2 separate regions of the Homo sapiens genome follow, and region 2 is linked to region 1. A link is an interaction called in ENCODE POLR2A ChIA-PET data of the cell type or tissue named here. Cell type or tissue: B cell. All regions are shown on one strand. Links, peaks and the distances in the headings refer to the core of each region. The heading gives the core; the rest is flanking DNA.

Region 1 (4,401 bases), core at 319-4,318:
TGTTCAGGGATCATGTCTATAAATAGTCTGCTCTTTTAAATTATTTAATGTGTACCTTAGCTCTGTCAGACCAGCCAAAGGATTGTACAGTGACATCCAAACGTTTTATTAGCAGCTTTCTCCGGACTTCATATTCATTGGCTATGGCTTGGTTAATTGCTTCTATCTTTTCCTGAAGCAAAATTAAAAAGACTAGTTAGAGTTTAAATCTGCTTGATTCTCTGTCCCAAAAGGGCAAAAACTACGTCTGTGTCATTCATAACTGAGATCCCGGCCATTTAACAGTCAAAAGTTCTTATTCCATATAATATACTAACAATTAATGAAATGATAGGTGACAAAAAGCTGATTCACAAAACATAATGAAGAGTATGTGAAGTACACAATTCTTATTTATCTTTCCCATAATTTACTGTGTGAAGCTCAGCCCAGTGAAGTTTTTGGCTTGAAGGCAATCCATTTGGCAACGAGAAACATGCACCATACTTAATTTCAGTTTACTTTTATCAGCTGTGTGAAATATTTACAAAGTATGAGAAAAGTGCTTCTAATCTTACACAAATAAAAATATTCTGCAGAAATCCTGAGATTCACAAAATGATTCTAAGGGTGTTCAACTAGAAAACTATGTATAAGAAAACATAATTTAAAAAGCACAAAATGTAAGTGTTGACATGAAAATCATAAACTCTATAGTTCTTTACAAAGTTTACTCAAGATGATTACTACTCACCCAGTGGGCTGGTCCCATTGGCTTCTTCAGTAAAGGCTTTCCCACATGATTAGGTGGAACTTTTGCTAATGTTTCCTTTAACTGACACAAAAACATAAATAAATGAATAAAAACTCTAAAAGTAAAACATCCTCATCTTCCCAATTCCCATCATATCTTGCCATCAAAAGAAGATTCCTGACAGAGGCAAAGGTGGAGGATGTTTTGAAATGCAAATGTAAAAGACCCACAAGATAAAGACACTCACTGGTCCCACTCCTCACGCCTACAGAAGTCCTTCATTGCACCTAGAACAGTGCCTGACAACAGTAGGCACTCAATGAACATTTGCTGAATGGATGAATGAACACACAGGAAAATATGGACTATGGATACACTGCTGCTCCCCTGTAGAGTTCAGCCAAATTTGTGCATCATGGTGCTGGTCTACCCCACAATGCAAATGTACCAATTCTTAAGAGTCCAGCAGATAAGCGTATAGGGAATAACTGTGCTTTAACAAATACCGTTCTCTTCTACTCATTTTTGTTAAAATTGCTTGTTCCTAATTAATTATATAGAAAATCTTAACTGATAATGTGTGGTATAAAAATAATTCTAATTTCTTTTCACATACTAGATTATGTTAGCAGTCAACAAATCTATTTTGTCAATTGAAGCATGAGGTTTGAAGTGACTGGATTAAAAAACAAAAATATTAATATCCTTTCTGTCCAGTCAATGGGGAGGAGGGTGGTAACATTTAGTGATAAAGAACTTAAATTGACTGTATCAAAGTTCAATGATAAAATAATTTTTAAAAGGACTGAAATCTTAATCCTTTTTACATTATATCTAGCTTACTTTAGCTTACAAACCAGTGTAAAGTTTCCTTTTTGAAAAAGAAACATGCTAACATGTTTTTAGGAAAATACTAAAATACTAATTTATCTTTAAGGCATCTAGGATTTAAAACCCAAAACTCATTTCGTAACAATTACTTAATAATATATGCACATTAGGTTCCCATTAAGAGAAATTAAATTAATTGCTTCATTTCAAACAAATGTAGGACTATGCCTTTAATACACTACAATTTGGTACTAAAGGTCTTACTTTTTTTTCAATCCCGCTGAAGAATTGGAACATAGTTATATTGGCTGGAGGTTTGGACATTCCTAGAGCAATACATATGCCTTTCAACTCTTGAAAGACCTCACTACCGCCTCCTTCTTGAGCTTTTTTTGGAGGAGCATTCACACAGAGCATTCTGGCAGCTTCTAGTTCTGAGATGAGGTATGCTGAAGTAAACAAAATAAGATTTCAAAATGAGATACAGCTATAGTTATAGTCATAAGTCTGGAGTCACAACTATATAGACCTATTGATATGTAACTGTTAAAGCTGCAAGAATGGATAAAAACAAGAAAGAAAAACTACTTTTACCTGCAAATGAAATAAGAAATAAACTGGTTATGTAATTCAGTTATTTAAGCGATATATAATGTTTAAATGTTAATTTTAAAATAAGCGATTCTCTTTGAAACCGAAGGATCGAGGTAAGTAACATCTAAAAATTTGGAATCTTGAATTCTGGTATTAAGGAACCTCCAGAACAGGGGTTGGCATCTGTTAAAAATTTTGCAAAAGAAGGCAGGTGACCAATTTTTAATGACAATTAATTTTTTTTTTTTAACTTCTCACTACTTGTGAGCATCAATGACACAACTACCTTGCTCTCTTGTCTCCCATTAATTAGGAGCCTGTCCAGAAGAGGTGTGAAACAACATTTATAAGAAGTCAAAGCTTAACTCACAGGAGAAGCAGGAAGGCACCCCAGAGCTCCTTTCCCATGGTCTCCAAATCTTATGTTGCCCTCTGGCTAATCAAAGAGAGCCCTCTTTCATCTATATTCTTCTCAGGACTCCCTTCCCCCTACTTTCCTCACCCCATTCCCTTCAAAACAACCATAAAACCTTCAAAGCACTTTTTGGCATGGTTCCCTTTGTGTCAGTATCATCCCCTTGTGTGCTGATTTCAGCCTGGTATAATGGGGGCTGCAATCTGTTTCAGGTAATTCAGTTGAAGGTATAAATATTCAATCTCATTCCTTTAACATTCCCAAGGACATTTCAATTTTTATAAAAGATGATTAAGAATCATTTGAATCTTAGGATTTCTGGTTATGTGACAAAGTGAGATTCTTCTGACAATATAACAAAACCAGTTTTGGGAAAAGATATTTTCAAGGCCCTCAGGTCCTATTAGAAGTAGAAAAAAGTCAACTTGTGTATCAAATTTCCTATACCCAAAATGTAATGCTAGAAGGACAGAGGCCATAATTTTGGCAAATCATTTCTGAAAGGCTGCCAACTCCTGTTCTAAAACAATAAATACAGCTAAGTTTCTGGAAAGGTCATTCTAAATGGATTTGACACTGTAAAATCTTAACATGTTCCATACAGCAAACTGTATTTATGAGTTAAAACGTCAAAACAGTAAAACCCCACTGTTAAGACAACAACCACTGTTTTTGTACATAAGGTTTCATTAGGACACTGCCACACTCACTCATTTATATATTGTCTATGGCTGCTTTCATGCTGTAACAGCAAAGGTATGTAGTTGTGACAGAGAACTTAGGGCCACAAAGCCAAAAATATTTACTATCTGGCCCTTTTAGAAAAAGTTTGCCAACTCTTGTTCTAGAAAATCATATACTATATGATTTAATATATTGGTTCTGTAAATTTGGGATAACATAGTTCAGGTATTCACAAAATTAGGTTACCAATATAATTATCATGAAAAAACTTTAATCGTAATCAGTATGTTCAAAGCACTGGGAAAGGCACTGAAGATAACATTTTTTAAAACATCAAAAAGATGACCTCTTCCGATAATCTAGTTAGGAATAAAGAGTATATGCAAAAATAAAAGATGAATAGTTCTTCATCTATTAGGAACTCAGACATCTTACTTAATTTACGTAAGGGCAACACTCTGAGAACCATAAAAGGCCAATGAAGAGCCAAACAGAGTCCTTAATCTGATACATGAGAGCTTTTCAGCCTCTCACTCAAAGGCTATTCTATTTTTCCAACAATTCTAATGAGGCTGGTTTGTTTTCCCCCCTAAAATACAATGTGATAAAAGATTCAAGTTAGTGAGGTAAGGGTGCTGGAAAAGTAAAATTATAGCATCCAGATGTGACAACTGATACTTCAAAAGATGAGAAATATTTACATAGACCAAGTCAAAAATGAGTACATGTAGGTAAATGCTAGAATGAAAGAGAGGTTACAAACTGGGGAGAATATTTTAGAAAGGGAGAATCGGCAGAAGCAAAGATAAAGAGGGAAACAGTGTGTATATATGTATGTATGAAGAATATAAAAAGTGAGTGACCTCTAGATGATTTAGTCATTTAATTGAAGAGCAAATAGTGGTATATTCTTGAAAAGCATTTGAGGTGATGATAGCAGATTAAAATAAAGTCTAGAATTATGACCCTGAGTCCAAAATAATGTTCACTGAAGTCTGCTTAAGAAACAGAAAAGTGTGAAAGGCATTTTATACTTACATTCAAGTGGTTTGTATAAGTATCAGTGCTAAAAAGGCCAAACTCTGAGCTCTTTGGAAGAATTAGCTATTCAGGGTCATTAGTAAGCATTCCACACAGCTATTAT
Region 2 (4,401 bases), core at 229-4,228, 58 kb before region 1:
CTCCTCTTAATTTCTGAGAGCCTAAATCCCCTAGGTCTGCTGCATTGGAATAGGAGTGTGGTTTCTCGCCCTTCTCACAAACTGTTCCTAGACCATGTAATTGTTTACCAAAGAATAAACCCCTAAGTGTAGGCAATAATGCAGCTATACCCTTCAAATAAAGCAGAAGTGGCCAACACACAGAAACACAGATCTCTTAAAGTTGAGTTTTTGTGACAAATAGTAAATATACAGACTTTCTCTACTGGGGGCAGGGAACGCAACTCACAATAATCCAAGCACCTGCATTTATTAATGATTTGCCATGTAAATCTGTTTCCATGAATAAGTGATCAGAGTTGCAGCCCCAGTCAGACTGCAGACCTACAGCCACAGGTGATGTCTGCAGACCAGTCTCCATGTGGAGCCTAGGCTTCCAGTGTCTGTGTCCAAGCTGTCCACGATGTCAAGCATAACTTCAGAGAGCAGGTGCCTACCCTTGGGCAATTTCTCATAGAGCTAAAAGATAATAATGGGGTAGGGAAATTAATTTGAGTTATAAATGAAACAAGCAATGTTATGACAAAGAAATATTTAGAGGAATATTGAAGGATTTTCAATAAAATTTCAGGAGTACTGGCTGGGCGTGGTGGCTCAAGCCTGTAATTCCAGCACTTTGGGAGGCCAAGGCGGGCAGATCACAAGGTCAGGAGATCGAGACCATCCTGGCTAACACGGTGAAACGCCATCTCTACTAAAAATACAAAAAAATTAGCTTGGCGTGGTGGCAGGTGCCTGTAGTCCCAGCTATTTGGGAGGCTGAGGCAGAAGAATGGCGTGAATCCGGGAGGTGGAGCTTGCAGCGAGCCGAGATGGTGCCACTGCACTGGGCGACAGAGCGAGACTCCATCTCAAAAAAAAAAAAATTCAGGAGTACAAATGAAAAAAATCTGAACTCTAGAAATAAAGGCTAAGAAAAAAATTCCTTTTTGCTGGGGAGGAATCTTTCTCTCTCTGTCTCATATTGAAGGAAAACTTAGAAGCCATCAAGCACTGTATTTAGTAACTGCAGTGTTGGGTAGCATAGTGTAGTGGCAAAATCCTAGATGTGAGACCTTGCTTTCAGCCTTCCCTCAGCAGTTGCTTGGTTTTGTCTCCTTGCTAACAGCCTTGACTTTGGCTTTTTTTAAACAAGGGTTTTATGCTCATTTGTGAGGTCTTTTCCAGCTCTAAACTTCTAGGATTCTAGATGTAAGAACCAGTGGAGCCTTAAGAATAAGGAACCAAGAGTCAACTTGATTCTGTAGTACCAGCCCAATAGCTCATCACGATAGCACAATCCTGTGTATGAGTCACCAAACTTCCAGTCAAGATCCTTTCTCTGTCCCCACAGCCAAGAAGAAAGTTTAGTGCATAGCAGTATACATTCCTTCTTCCTGACTCCTGAGGATTAATCTCCTCAACATGAGGACTGAGGAGGCTTCCATCTTGTGGTCACTAGAGCCCAGCGGCCATTTTAGGAAGCACACACATATCTGGATTAGACCCATATGGCTGACCACAGCTGCCCCAATGCATGCGAAGGCATCCACATGCCAGCATTGGAAGGGGTGATTCATTTTGCCTCAGGACTCTAAATTTTCTCCTGAAGTGATTGTTTTCATCTAAACATGGCTCCAGCTGAGGTCGCCTGTATATGATGGACAGCCCTGGAGGACAGAAAAAGAGAACCCTTATGTTCATCAACAATTATGAAATGCCTACTCCGTGTGGTAGGCTGTAGGGCAGTGCTTTAACTTTCTGTAATAGTTAATTACAGTTTTCACAGCACTTTTCACATACGTTTCCTCAGTAAATTCTCACACATACCCTGCAATGCAGCCTGGGCAGGGCTGTGAGTGTAACATCACCCCTGCCCCTTCCTTTTTTTTTTTTTTTTTTTTTTTTAAACTAAAGAAGAAACTGAGATTTACAAAGGACAGGGAGCAAACTTCTGCATCCCAGCCTGGGCCGGGTTCCCCTCAAATGGACATTTGCTCTCTCATGTGGGCACACTGCTGACATCTCATTTATTTCACATCTGTAAAAATTAATTAATACTGCTCTCTCCTCCTCTTCATGATGTGCAGTAAAGGAAGTAATTACAGGACAAAATCTGTGAGGGTGGGGGCTATGTTTGTCATTTTTGTCATTGTATCCTTGGCCCCTTGAATACGGCACCAGGCCTGTTGAGGGAAGGAGGACCACGCCACCAAACTGTTGGGATTTGTATTGTTCCTTCCTTTCAGGGAATATCTGGAGAGGACATTTGCCTTACATCCCAATTCACGTAACCAGGAGTTTTAAAAGCTGATGTTTCTGTTGCGTGGGGTATGAAATAGTTTGAATCTTTTCATGGTATTTTTAGCCCTATCAGTTACTTTTACCATTTTGAGTACATGCAAATAACTGGAAAGCCCCTGTATTTTTAATTTTAGTCTCATTTTTAAAAAAGAAGAAGAAGAATAAGAAGAGTTTCAAAAATGGTGAGTAGAGGCAGTCTGATGTCCAGGTGTGTTTTATTTTATGATAAACAGTCAAGCCAATGTAGATCCTAATGAAGACTGAATCTGCAACCAACTTTGCTGAAAGGATAGGTTGGTAAATGCAACAACTTGAAACAGTGGATAAGAACATTTGTCAGAAAAAAACAGCCAGGCTCAAAATATGTTTGACAAGAGCAAATGTTCTTGAAATTCCATTGATGAGCAGCCCATATTATAAAAACGTTGTGCAGAAAGTAGAACAGATCACCCTTTGGGCAGGTCCGTAAAGCCCAGAGGAGATCTGAGAGAGGAAGTAGAATCGTGACTGGGAAAGAAGAGATGCTAGGAGTAACCCCGAGGGCAGCTTTACATTCACGGATAAGCACAGTGGCATTTGACTCGTGCATTGACTGGAAGCCAAACCCTGCATTTGTGACCTTCTAAACAAACCTTAGTCAGACACCCATTAGCTCATTTCATCTTCACCATCGTTCTTGGAGGCAGCTATTATTTATGATTCCCATTTCACAGATCAGGAGACTGAGACTCAGGAAGGTTAACTGCATGCCCAGGCTCACACTACTAATAAGCAGAGAGTGAGTATTTGGAGACTACCAAAACATTTCCATCGCTGAGCCAGTTATCCATTTGACACATGGAAATACCCAAGGGTGTTCTGGTTCTCTTGAGAGAGCATCTCCTTGCCTTACTGTGTGGCTTATTTGGATTCTTGGTTGGCTGTGGTAGTGCTTCTGTCATCTCATCTCCAGCAGATGCTGGTGCCAGTCATCACAGGACTTGGAAGCTGAGTCAGGAGGAAGGGAACATGCTCCTCCAAGTCTGCACTAACTCCTGATAACAGGGAATTCAGAAGGAAGGAGTCACTTGGTTTTCTCTCTTTATTTATGTAACCTTCACAGTGCGAGGCTTCAAGCTGGGACTCAGGGTACAGAGGTGCAAAAGACAGATGTGCTGCCCACTTTCATGAGGCTTAGAGCCTGGCACAGTTGTCTGTTGTGGGAATTACAAAATAGTAGGCAACTGCCCACGGCTGATGTATTTTATTTGGCCCATACGGAATCCTAAACTTTTGTCGTTGTTAGTTCCCAGTGTTTGAAAATTGGGATAGTTTATCTAAAACTCCAGATTTCTGGCTTCTCTTAACAAATCAGAAGACTTGGCAACTCAAGGTCCAACGTTAGGCTGACAGCAATTTGTCATCACTGAGCAGTGATGTTCATCACAAACCGCACCTCTCCCTGTGACTTCCCTAACAGAGAGTGGTGTCAGGTCCCACTTATCATCACACATTTTTTTTTATTGTGGCGCTAAGGGGAAAGATCCCTAAATAAATTACATCTGCAAAGACTCTGTTTTCCAAATAAGACGTTTCTATCAAAATGTACCTTTTACGCATCCTACTTGGCTCTTTTATATAATGGTATGGCTCCCAAAGGCATTTGTTTGTGACATGCGGATGTTTCCTTTCCTGTAAAAAGGCAGAGCCTGGGAGGTGGGAGTGATTACTGTTCAGGGGAAGGTGAATACGATGTCTCTTCTTTGTAAGCAGGATTGTCATGATCTTGAAATGATACTGGGGAGATTTTACAGTTAAGTCGGTTTTATTTTGTTTAGAAAAAAAACTTTGTGACAAAGTGCAGGTAAAAGAAACGTGACCTGATTATGAAGTCCTTAATTTAAATGTTATATTCAAGCAGCTGCTAGAACAGTGACTAGAACAATCCCTGACACATAGTAGATTACTGATAAATATTTGTTGAATGAATGATTTGAAAATGAAATTTTATGACACCAACTTCATTTTTAAAGGAAGTAGAACAGGAAAAGGAATCTTTGAAAACATCTTCGCCTCTGAGTTTTCTCTGGCTTCCTCCTT

Evidence for each region. ChIA-PET counts read pairs that join two places held together with the same protein. Peaks named below come from ENCODE experiments on the same cell type or tissue, not always from the same donor. Only the 100,000 strongest peaks of a DNase experiment are listed, where the experiment ranks them.
Region 2: POLR2A ChIA-PET joins it to region 1 with 7 read pairs; 7 of 35 experiments call an interaction of 5 or more read pairs at or near these places.

Annotation. Positions count from the first base shown.
Region 1 is chr2:33,586,507-33,590,907 of GRCh38, forward strand. FAM98A (family with sequence similarity 98 member A) reads right to left here. Exons shown (of 8, transcript NM_015475.5): 4 at 1,829-2,013; 5 at 734-814; 6 at 56-172. Among named protein-coding and RNA genes, the nearest start is that of FAM98A, 11 kb to the right of the region's middle. In B cell, for the core only: no CTCF peak of the experiment used is centred there; no DNase peak of the experiment used is centred there; H3K27ac peaks cover 505 bases.
Region 2 is chr2:33,528,596-33,532,996 of GRCh38, forward strand. All of the region lies in intron 10 of RASGRP3 (RAS guanyl releasing protein 3), which reads left to right. Among named protein-coding and RNA genes, the nearest start is that of RASGRP3-AS1, 39 kb to the right of the region's middle. RefSeq lists silencers at 2,125-2,244, 2,255-2,334. In B cell, for the core only: no CTCF peak of the experiment used is centred there; DNase peaks (open chromatin) are centred at 1,436, 2,316 and 3,237; H3K4me3 peaks cover 2,400 bases; H3K27ac peaks cover 4,000 bases.